Linked DNA regions of Homo sapiens: region 1 is linked to region 2. Evidence: chromatin contacts called from ENCODE Hi-C or POLR2A ChIA-PET data. All regions are on one chromosome and are shown on one strand. Each heading gives the region's core, a stretch centred on a gene start or an enhancer-like site at or near the end of the contact. The rest is flanking DNA. Distances are from core to core; before and after follow the strand shown.

Region 1 (5,199 bases), core at 1,958-4,457, 350 kb after region 2:
TAGAGACGGGGTTTCACCATGTTGGTCAGGCTGGTCTCAAACTCCTGACCTCATGATCCACCTGCCTTGGCCTCCCAAAGTGCTGGGATTACAGGTGTGAGCCACTGCACCCAGCTCGAGATTCTTTTTATACATATATTAACTTACAGTTTTATTTTATGAAATAGGATCTTACCATATGCATTATTCTGAAACACCTGTTTCACCTAACCTTGTATATTTGACATCTTTCTTTGTCAGTACACATGGATCTACCATATTCTTTTAAACAGCTACACAGGGCTGGGTGCAGTGGCTCACGCCTGTAACTCCAGCACTTTGAGAGGCTGAGGTGGGAGGATCGCTTGAGCTCAGCAGTTCCAGACCAGCCTGGATAACATGATAAAACCACATCTCTACAAAAAAAATTAGCAGGGCATGGTGGCACATATCTGTAGTCCCAGCTATTCGGGAGGCTGAGGTGAAAGGATTGCTTGAGCCCAAGAGGTTAAGGCTGCAGTGAGCCACAATCACGCCACTCTGCACTCCAGCCTGGAGAACACAGCAAGACCCTGTCTTTAAACAACAACAACAACAAAAACAGCTACACAGTATTCATTTTATGGATCTACCATAATTTATTTAACCAGTCATCTACTGGCTGACATCTTTTATCAAATATTTTCTAAAACAATACTAAAAACATCAATGTTAAACAACATGTTTTTCTGCAATTTGCATATTTGTAGAGATTCTTATCTATTGAATGGCTGAGTAAATCATTTCCAAATTGCCCTCCAAAAAGTTATACTCATTTATATTTCCACTAACACCCTTCTGTTTCCACACAATCCTATTTCCAGTCTTTGTCATGTTTGCCAATAAAGGGCCAAAAAACCCCCCTCATTACTGTTTTAATTTCCACTTTGAAGTTAGTGAGATAGTTGTCTCTTGCTATAGATTTTTGCCACTTGTATTTCTTCTGATTTTCTTGTCCAGGTACTCTTGATCATTTTTCTCTTTAAATTTTTCTTTTTAAAAACTTCTTCTTATTATTATTATTTGAGATAAAAGTCCCACTCTGTGACCCAGGCTGGGAGTGCAGTGCTGCAATCACAACTCACTGTAGCCTTGACCTCCCAGGCTCAAGCAATCATCCCACTTCAACCTCATGGGTAGCTGGGACTACAGGCGCGCACCAGTGTCCAGCTAATTTTTAAATTTTTTGTAGAAGCAAGGTCTCGCTATGTTGCCCTTGAACTCCTGACCTCAAGTGATCCTCCTACCTCAACCTCCCAAAGTGCTGGTTTACTGGCATGAGCCACTGCACCCAGTCGGGTTTCATAATTTTCTAATTGATCATTAAACAAACATTTTCATAAGTTTATTTGGCTTCTGGTAGTTTTTTTGGTTTGGTTGAATTTTGCAGGCCATATAGATTTTAAATTTTATAGAGTTAAAAGTATGAATCTTTTCCTTCCTGGCTTCTGGATGACATGAAACACTTAGAAGAGTTTTTTGTCATTCTAAGATTATAAATAAATTCAACAATGCTTTACTTCAGTACTTCATGATGTAATTTTTTTTTTTTTTTGAGAGAGTCTGCTCTGTGGCCTAAGCTGGAGTGCAGTGGCACGATCTCGGCTCACCACAACCTCTGCCTCCCAGATTCAAGAGATTCTCGTGCCTCAGCCTCCCAAGCGGCTGGGACTACAGGCGCCCAAACACACCCGGCTAATTCGTGATGTAATTTTTTAACATTTAAATTTTAGTCCATTTGGAAATTATTGTGGTGCTCAAAATGGGCTTCATTCCTTTTTTTTTTCCTTCTTTTTCAAAGCATAGTCTTGCTCTGTCACCCAGGCTGGAGTGCAGTGGTGCAATCTCGGCTCGCTGCAACCTCCGCCTCCCAAGTTCAAGCAATTCTCCTGCCTCAGCCTCCCCAGTAGCTGGGATTACAGGCGCGCGCCATAGTAGAGACGGTGTTTCACCAGGTTGGCCAGGCTGGTCTGGAACTCCTGACCTCAAGTGATCCACCCGCTTTGGCCTCCCAAAGTGCTGGGATTACAGGTGTGAGCCACCTCGCTCGACTGGTTTAATTATTTTCTAAATTGCTAAAAAAGCTGCCTGACCCCAATTCATCTCTTCAATGCTGATTTGAAATACAGTACCACCTCGCCTATATAATAAATCCCTATATATAAATCGCTCTTATTCTGAGTTCTAATATATTTTATCTACCTGTAAGCTCCTGCTGAGTCCCAAACTTTTTAAATTAATTTATTTATTTTCAGAGACAGGGTTTCCTTTTGATACCCATGCTGGTCTCTGACTCCTGGGCTCAAGGGATCCTGCCGCCTCAGCCTACCAAGTAGCCAGGACTACGGGCCCACACTGCTGCACCCATCTTCTATGCTAGTTTAATTGCTATACCTTTATGTTATAATATCTGGTGGTTCTGGAGAGCTAATCTCCCTTATTAGCATTAATTTTAGAATTTTCCTGGCTACTTTCACATATTTATCCTTCTTTAAGCACTTTAACATCATTTTGTCCAGTTGAAAAACTGCCCCCTCCATGGTCCCACCACCGTGATACATCTATCTTTTTTTGTTCTGTTAGTTCAGCCCCTGGTGAGAGTAGCAGGTCTGCGTTCCTGTACTGTCAGACTTAGCCAGAAATGCATTTCCTTAATAATAGTATAAGGCCTTTAAAACTATAAAAATAACAAATATTTGGGTAACGCTGCCAAACCATTCTCTCGCTTTCTCTTCAATAACATTACCAGTCAAATCAGTATTTTCCCACATGAATACCGAGGGGTCGCAGCCACGACAGAAGAGAGATTAAGACTGTACGATTCCTCGTCCCATGCTCTTTCATAGTCAGCGGAACGACTAAACACCTGCACCACCCGAGGCCGTGGAGATGGGCGCCCAGCCGGGGCGCCAGGAACCCGGGCTACGTCCGCGCCCACAGTTTACTTCACCCCGGGGGACCCTGGATGTTCTATGACCGGCCCAGCGGCCTCGAAGAGTGCGGCGAGTCCCTCGCCAGCTCCCAGGCCGCACCAACGCCCCAGCCGGCCCACCACTGTTGGCGCCCTTTACCTGAGGCCCAGCGACCACCGCTCACCTGACGCCGCCCAGCATCCCGCGGCCAGGTATCCAAGGCCGCTTAGTAACCGGAGAGGCGCGTCGGTGCGCCGGGAGGCGTGGCCCAGGACGCAGCGCTAGCTCCGGCCGACGTGATGACGACAGCACGGAAGGCGCCTCTCCGTCGCAGGCGTCAGGGGTAGGCAGCCTGACTGATGTGGGGCTGTACCATTTGGTGCATGAGGGGCAAATCCAAACATAAGGAGAATTAACTTTTCACCAAAAATAAACCCATTTAATTTTGTTCTTTAGTATCAATTACGAGTAAAGACTAATAACAACGGTAGGACCCAAGTGCCCAAACTTCGCTCCACCCACAGGGAGGAGAATAGTGAAGGCTTCCAGCGCGGGGGGGTTGGAGAACGCCCCAGCTTCGATTCCCAAAGCGCAGGAGCAGAGTGGAGCCAGGCGAGGGCGGGGCCGGGCGGAAGGCTGTGCTGGACTATTAGGAACTACTTAACGGAAAAGGGTGCGCAGGTTTAGTGTTGAGAATGATAAACCGTATAATTCTGTTTTATTAACTCCGCATCTTTGCTTGCCATGGTACTAGGCTTGAGCGCCGGCGAGCATGGCGGGGAGTTAGAACTTGAATAGATTCTACAAAAATGTGAAAACTATGAACTGTATTAGGGAGTCTAACGACTAAGCTGGTCAAAAAGGCGCCCCTGTTGAGCAGAGATTTGAAGAGAGAGTGGTATTCATTAAGGCAAAGGCTGGGGAAGGGCGTTCCCGGCAGAAAGAACTGCTTGTGCAAAAGCACCACCAATACAGGTTGCCCTGCCATCGCCATTAAGATGGGAAACCAGAAGCCTGCAACTACCAACAGGCCACCCGACTACCCAGGAAAGCGCTCTGTGCCTGCCTTTAGAGGTGTGTGGATTTGTGAACAACGCTGCAGCAGCCTGGAAGACCCAAACTGAAGATTGCAGAGAGCTCTGACAGTTTTTATTTACATTTATGTTTGTCTTCGAATCTAGGATATTAAAACACATACAACTCGTGTTGCTTTCCACAATTTCTGTCACTGGAAATTTTAAAAGTGGAGACGGGCCGGGCGCAGCGGCTCTCTCCTGTAATCCCAGCACTTTGGGAGGCCGAGGCAGGTGGATCTCTTTAGCCCAGGAGTTTGAGGCCAGCCTAGGCAACATGGCGAAACCCGGTATCTACTAAAAATAGGAAAAATTACCTGGGCGTGGTGGCGCGCGCCTGTAGTCCCAGCTGCTTGGGAGACTGAGGTGGGAGGATTGATTGATTGATCCTAGGAGGTTGAGGCTGCAGTGAGCCGTCATGGTGCCGCCGCACTCTAGCCTAGGCAACACAGTGAGACCTTGTCTCAAAAAGAAAGTGGAGAACAGGGTGATTTGAGAATTCTCTTTGGTCAGATGAAGTGGCTTCTGCCTGTAATCCCAGCATTTTGGGAGGCCAAGGTGGGAGGACTGCTTGAGGCCAGGAGTCTGGGACCTGGGTAACAGTAACACCTTTTCTCTCCAATAATAATAGTAATAATAAATAAAAAAAGAAAATTAGCCAGGCATGGTGGCACACACCTGTAGTCTTAGCTACTTGGGAGGCTGAGGTGGGAAGATCGCTGGAACCCAGGAGTTCGGGCTGCAGTGAGCCATGATCGCTCCACTGCACCCCAGCCTGGGCAACAGAGTGAGACTCTGTCTCTTAAAAAAAAAAAGTTCTCTTCTTGGGGATGCTGTATTTTGGTGCAGAATTGGGTGAATACAGTTTGCAGTTAGGGTAATAATGGAAATGAAGTATTCTCACTGAAGAGAGAGTAGGCCGTCCCATTTGAAGGCTGGGACAAATCTTGGGATCTTTCTGCCTGATATGCAGTCAGTGTTTGCTACAGCACCTGCCCAGAGCATTTCTCCCACTGTTAGAGATTGCAGAAAGAGTAAGAGTTTTGGCCGGGTGCAGTGGCCCACGCCTGTAATCCCAGCACTTTGGGAGGCCAAGGCAGGTGGATCACTTGAGGTCAAGAGCTCGAGACCAGCCTGACCAACATGGTGAAACCCCGTCTCTATAAAAAATAAAATAAAAATAAAAATACAAAAAA
Region 2 (4,698 bases), core at 1,637-4,136:
TCAAAATCCATCTCCTATTCCAATTTGGGCCTGCGTGTTCGGAGCTCCTGGTGGCGGTCTCCACGCCAGGTCTCGGGGAGCAGAAGGGGAGGCAGCCCCTAAGTACAGCGCGGCTCCACGTCATTTGTGGCTTAAGAGCCTTCCCCACTCACACACGCTGCCTTGGGAGGGGTGTTGCACTGGAAGAGCCTTCGGAAGGCAAATTGGCAGCACCTGTCAACGTGTGAAACTTGCATGCCCTTTCATTCAGCAATTAGACTTCTGAGCATCCATCCTGCAGAAATACCTGTACTCAGTGCATGGATGCATGCCCAAGGATGTTGCTTGTTACAGAGAGAATTAGAGACAGCTAAATGTCGAAAGCCAGGGTCTGGTTGAATACACTGAAATACATCTGATGGAATGAGGAAGGTGTGTAGGTACTGACTTGGAACTGCCTGCAAGAAAAAGTCAAGGACATGGTTCCATTTTTATAAAAACAATAACGGTGTATATGTATGTGTTTGAACATGCACTATAAAAGATACCAGGCTGTTAATAGCAGTTACACTAGGGAGGAGGAGATATTTTCAGTGGCTGCTTTTTTCTTTCTTGTTTCATTTTTTTTTTCTTTACCACAAGCGTGTATTACATTTGTAATTTAAAACAAAAAAATAAGAACCTCCCCTGGTTCCTTTCCACTCTTCTGAAGCCATCAGGCCAAAGGCCAAGGTCACCCACCACAAGCCTTGATCGGGCTTGGGATAAAGCTGGCCCCGGGCACTAAGGATTAACCAGCAGTCTCTCATTAGCTTTCGCACAAATGCAGTTAAACTAGGGCTCCATGAAGAAGGCAGACTTTGAAATAAGACAGAGCTGGGTTCGAATCCTAGCTCTGCCTGCTGGAATGGCTAACTTCCCTGAGCCTCAGTTTCTTCACCTGTAAAATGGGGATAATAGTACCTATTAAGTGTCATGTACTATGCCAGGTGCTATTAAACTAATTTTAATTTTTTGGACATTTCAGTAGCAGCAAAGGCTGCTGAGGAAGCACCACAGAGCTGAGAGGATCCAGACTAAGCAGGAAGCGCTCTGGGGAATCATCCTATTCCTGAACACTTGTAACAATACTAAAGTAAGTGACAGAGAGAACGGCCTGGGAATAGCAAATGTCATGTGATAAAGGGGGCTGGTGCCCAGCGTGTCTGCAGGAGGAGGGAGAGGCTGGAAGGGGGATTACAAAAGGCTCCAGAAAGGAAAAAAGTCTTGCTTCCCTGCCTCTGTACCTTTTTCATGCTGTTCCCTCTGCCTGGAATGCTCTTCCCCTGACCTTCACACAACTGACTGCTTCTCATCCTTCCAGCTCTGCTCAAAGATCTCCTTCTTCCCCAAAGAGAGCTCCTCTAATCTCACCTGCACCTGAGTTACTTTGTCCATAGCACACTCCTGCAGCCAATCGTTTCTGTTCATGTGTTTGATGGCTTTTGTTTCTGTGTTTATTGTTCTTCTCTAGGCTCTGAGCTTCTTGATGGTCAGGATCGTCTGTCTTGCTCATCTCTGGGTCCTGGCTCCCAGCATGGGGCCTGACACACAGTGCGTGCTCACCAGATAGAAAGTGCACACAACCCATAGATCCAAGGCACATGACACTCGTCTCAAGGCAAAAGAGAGGTGCATTTTGCACCGCGATACAAAGATGGATGAAAATTTCAGACATACCAAAGATTTAGAAACACACACACACACACAAAGCTGTAAGCATGCAAGAGGAAATTGTCCATGAATATTTATATAAGCTTAGGATGATAAAGAACTTTCTAGGCTCAAATTCGTGTGGACAAGGATATTTATTGCATCATTATTTATAAGAAGATGAAAATGACAATAAAGTCCATCGATAGAGGATTGGATAAATCATGGCTCTCCATAGAATGGAATACTATGCGGCCTTGAAAATGATGGGCATTTGTTGATGTTGCAAGAAGCCATGTTGCTTGTTGAATGTTAAACTTGTTCATCAGAAACAAGAGATAAGTGAAAGGTATAATTGATTGTCAGAGAGAAAACACAAAGGTAAAAATCTTTCAAGTCTCATTTATTTATTCATTCACTGAAAAAACTTTTTTTTTGTTGTTCCCTCTGCCTCCTCCCTACTTCACATAGGTCATAATTCCAGAAGCTGGAGCAATGTGTGATCAGGACACTGCCCCTGTCCTCACAGGAAGCCCAGCTTACACACAGAGGTGAGTATAAGGAAGACAGTACTCACCGGTAAGGGTCTCAGGGTGGTCACCTGGGCGAGGGCCTCATGAAAAAGGTGTCAGTCAAGCCGAGATTTGGAGAAGGGGCAGAGTTTGAGTACACAGATAAGGAATGAGGCATTTTAAAAGGCAGAAGCTGGGTGATACCAGACAAGCACAGAAAGCCCCTGCATTCTTCATCAAACTCTTACTGAACCCCACCATCTGTAGGAGAGGGAGTTTATAGGAGCTAGGCCAAGGCCCAGATTCTGGACTGAATTCTGCCAAATGTACTGGGAGGAGGCATTTGGGGTTGTGATCGTACCATCCACAGGTGTACAGGTGAGAAAGCATCCTCCCAACCCTGACTCGTGCACCCCGAGAGCACCAGCTCCACAGAGAAGGCAGGGCTGCGGCAGGTGCACCTGCCTGGCAGGTTGGATGACTGAGGCTTAGCAAGGCAAATCCAAGGCTGTGAGACCGGATTCCAGGTGCAGTGCTCTTGCCGTTGCAATAAATATTCAGGTGGAGGTATTTAATGTGGGTTGGAGGGGGTCCCATCGCTGTGGCCCCTCTGCTCAGCTCCTTCTGGTGTGGAGACAAGAAGGGCCTCTGCACCATGAAGAAACTCAGCATTTTTTTAGTTCTTTTTTAATTTTTCAGATTCTGAGGCAACGTGATGGTTACGGTTCAAAACAAAGAGAGATGACTCAGCTTCCTGTGGAGAAGCTGCAGCCTTTTGCAAATGATCTTTCAGTTTTAATGCTTCTCTCTTCTTATCCATGGAGGCAGCTTGTCCAAGCTGCTTGTTTTCTTTTTTCTTTTCTTTTTTCTCTTATTTATTTATTTATTGAGACAGGGTCTCCCTCTATTGCCCAGGCTGCAGTGCAGTGGCATGAGCATAACTTACTGCAGCCTTGAATTCCTGGGCTCGAGAGATCCTCCTGCTTCAGCCTCCCAAGTAGCTGGGACTACAGGCATGTGCCACCACACCCTGCTAATTTTTGTGTTTTTTCTTTTTTTGTAAAAATAGGGTCTCACTATGTTGCCTAGGCTGGTCTCTAACTCCTGTCCTAAAGCAATCCTCCCGTCTTGGCCTCCCAAAGTGCTGGGATGACAGGCATGAGCTATGATGTTACTTGTTTCCTTGTTGTTCAGCTGTTCCCAGGGTGAGGGGCAGGGACAATGGCCAGGCTCTGTGGCCAGAATGCCTGGGTTTGAATCCTGGCTGTACCCTTAGATCTTGGCCAAACTTAGATCCTCTCTGAGCCTCTGTTTACTAATGTTAAGATGGGAATAATAGTTCCCTCCTGGTGGGGTTTTTGTCAAAGCAGCTGTCATCGATGGAAAGTGCCTGGTCTGGTCCATAAATATCACTGTTAATAGCCAACAGCCACCATGCTGAGGTTCTACTGTGCTTTGATGATCTCATTTAATCCTCACACTTGCACAAAACAAGTTCCCCTTTTACAGATGAGGAAGTTGAGGCTCACAGCAAGGAGTCAACTTCCATCTTCTTATTGATGAGGGTCAGTGCACACAGCCCAGGCAAACTCACAATTGAATCATTATAAGCTTTGTCCTTTGATTTTCACTACAGTAGCAACCAAGCCCATATCAGCCCCTTGCTGTCTTTATTCACAAAACGGGGACAAATCTTCTGAGATTGCTGAGATGTTCCAGCCAAGGTTTACCAAAAACAATTCTGTGAAGGACTCAGGAACCTCCCATCCTATCACATCATTGCTTCCTCCAGGGCAAGGAGGAACCCACAGAGAGCTGAGCTCTTCCTGTGCAACATCCCAAGGAGAGACCAGAAGCGAGTCAGGAAACCTCCTTAAGTCAATAGAAAACACCAAAGCTGAGAGGGTGTGAGCTTACGCAAATAAAAAGAACAGGGCTTTAGGCCAGGTACAGTGGCTCGCGCCTGTAATCCCAACACTTTGGGAGGCCGAAGTGGGTGGATCACATGACGTCAGGAGTTCGAGACCAGCCTGGCTAACATGGTGATACTCCATCTCTACTAAAAATACGAAAATTAGCCAGGTGTGGTGGCACATGCCTGTCATCCCAGCTACTCAGGAGGCTGAGGCAGGAGCATCACTCGATCCTGGGAGGCGGAGGTTGCAGTGAGCCGAGATCGCGCCATTGTACTCCAGCCTGGGCAACAAGAGCGAAATTCTGTCTCAAAAAATACTCAAAAAAAAAAAAAAAGGCTTTAAAACCACCTATTATCCAAATGGCCACCCTGCACCATGATATTAACCCTGGGACTCTCGAACCTTTGTCCTAGAACCAACTTTTTTTCTTAAATGCAGTGCAGGTGAACATAAGGTAACCCACAACAGCCCAAACCCAAGCTTCCACGCCCCCTTCCCTCACATCACCCTGAAGCATATGCTGACAGAGCAACCTTAATAGTAACTGACTAATTTTAAACCCTGTGATTACCAGGGTTGATTTCCATGGAACCTTCCTT

What was found. A loop is a pair of places that touch in the nucleus more often than their neighbours do. ChIA-PET counts read pairs that join two places held with the same protein, here RNA polymerase II (POLR2A). Pooled maps may share reads with other maps.
Region 1: a loop to region 2 is called in a pooled map, with 5 times the contacts of the local background. The contact joins the promoter of IFT52 here to the enhancer-like site in region 2. A Hi-C loop is called at or near these places in 1 of 168 maps with a recorded cell type or tissue (naive thymus-derived CD4-positive, alpha-beta T cell) and 7 of 50 pooled maps. POLR2A ChIA-PET finds 5 or more read pairs at or near these places in 3 of 52 experiments (HCT116, T-cell and activated CD4-positive, alpha-beta T cell).

The regions. Positions count from the first base shown.
Region 1 is chr20:43,588,945-43,594,143 of GRCh38, reverse strand. It overlaps IFT52 (intraflagellar transport 52), which reads right to left and starts at 3,207. Exons shown (of 14, transcript NM_016004.5): 1 at 3,090-3,207. RefSeq lists an enhancer at 3,016-3,085.
Region 2 is chr20:43,941,059-43,945,756 of GRCh38, reverse strand. All of the region lies in intron 1 of TOX2 (TOX high mobility group box family member 2), which reads right to left. Among named protein-coding and RNA genes, the nearest start is that of TOX2, 29 kb to the right of the region's middle. RefSeq lists enhancers at 2,582-2,911, 2,633-3,133. Within about 2 kb of position 2,886, at least 10 of the 41 ENCODE cell types and tissues checked have a DNase peak (open chromatin) inside an H3K27ac peak, as active enhancers do; they include HCT116, where a contact is called at or near this core.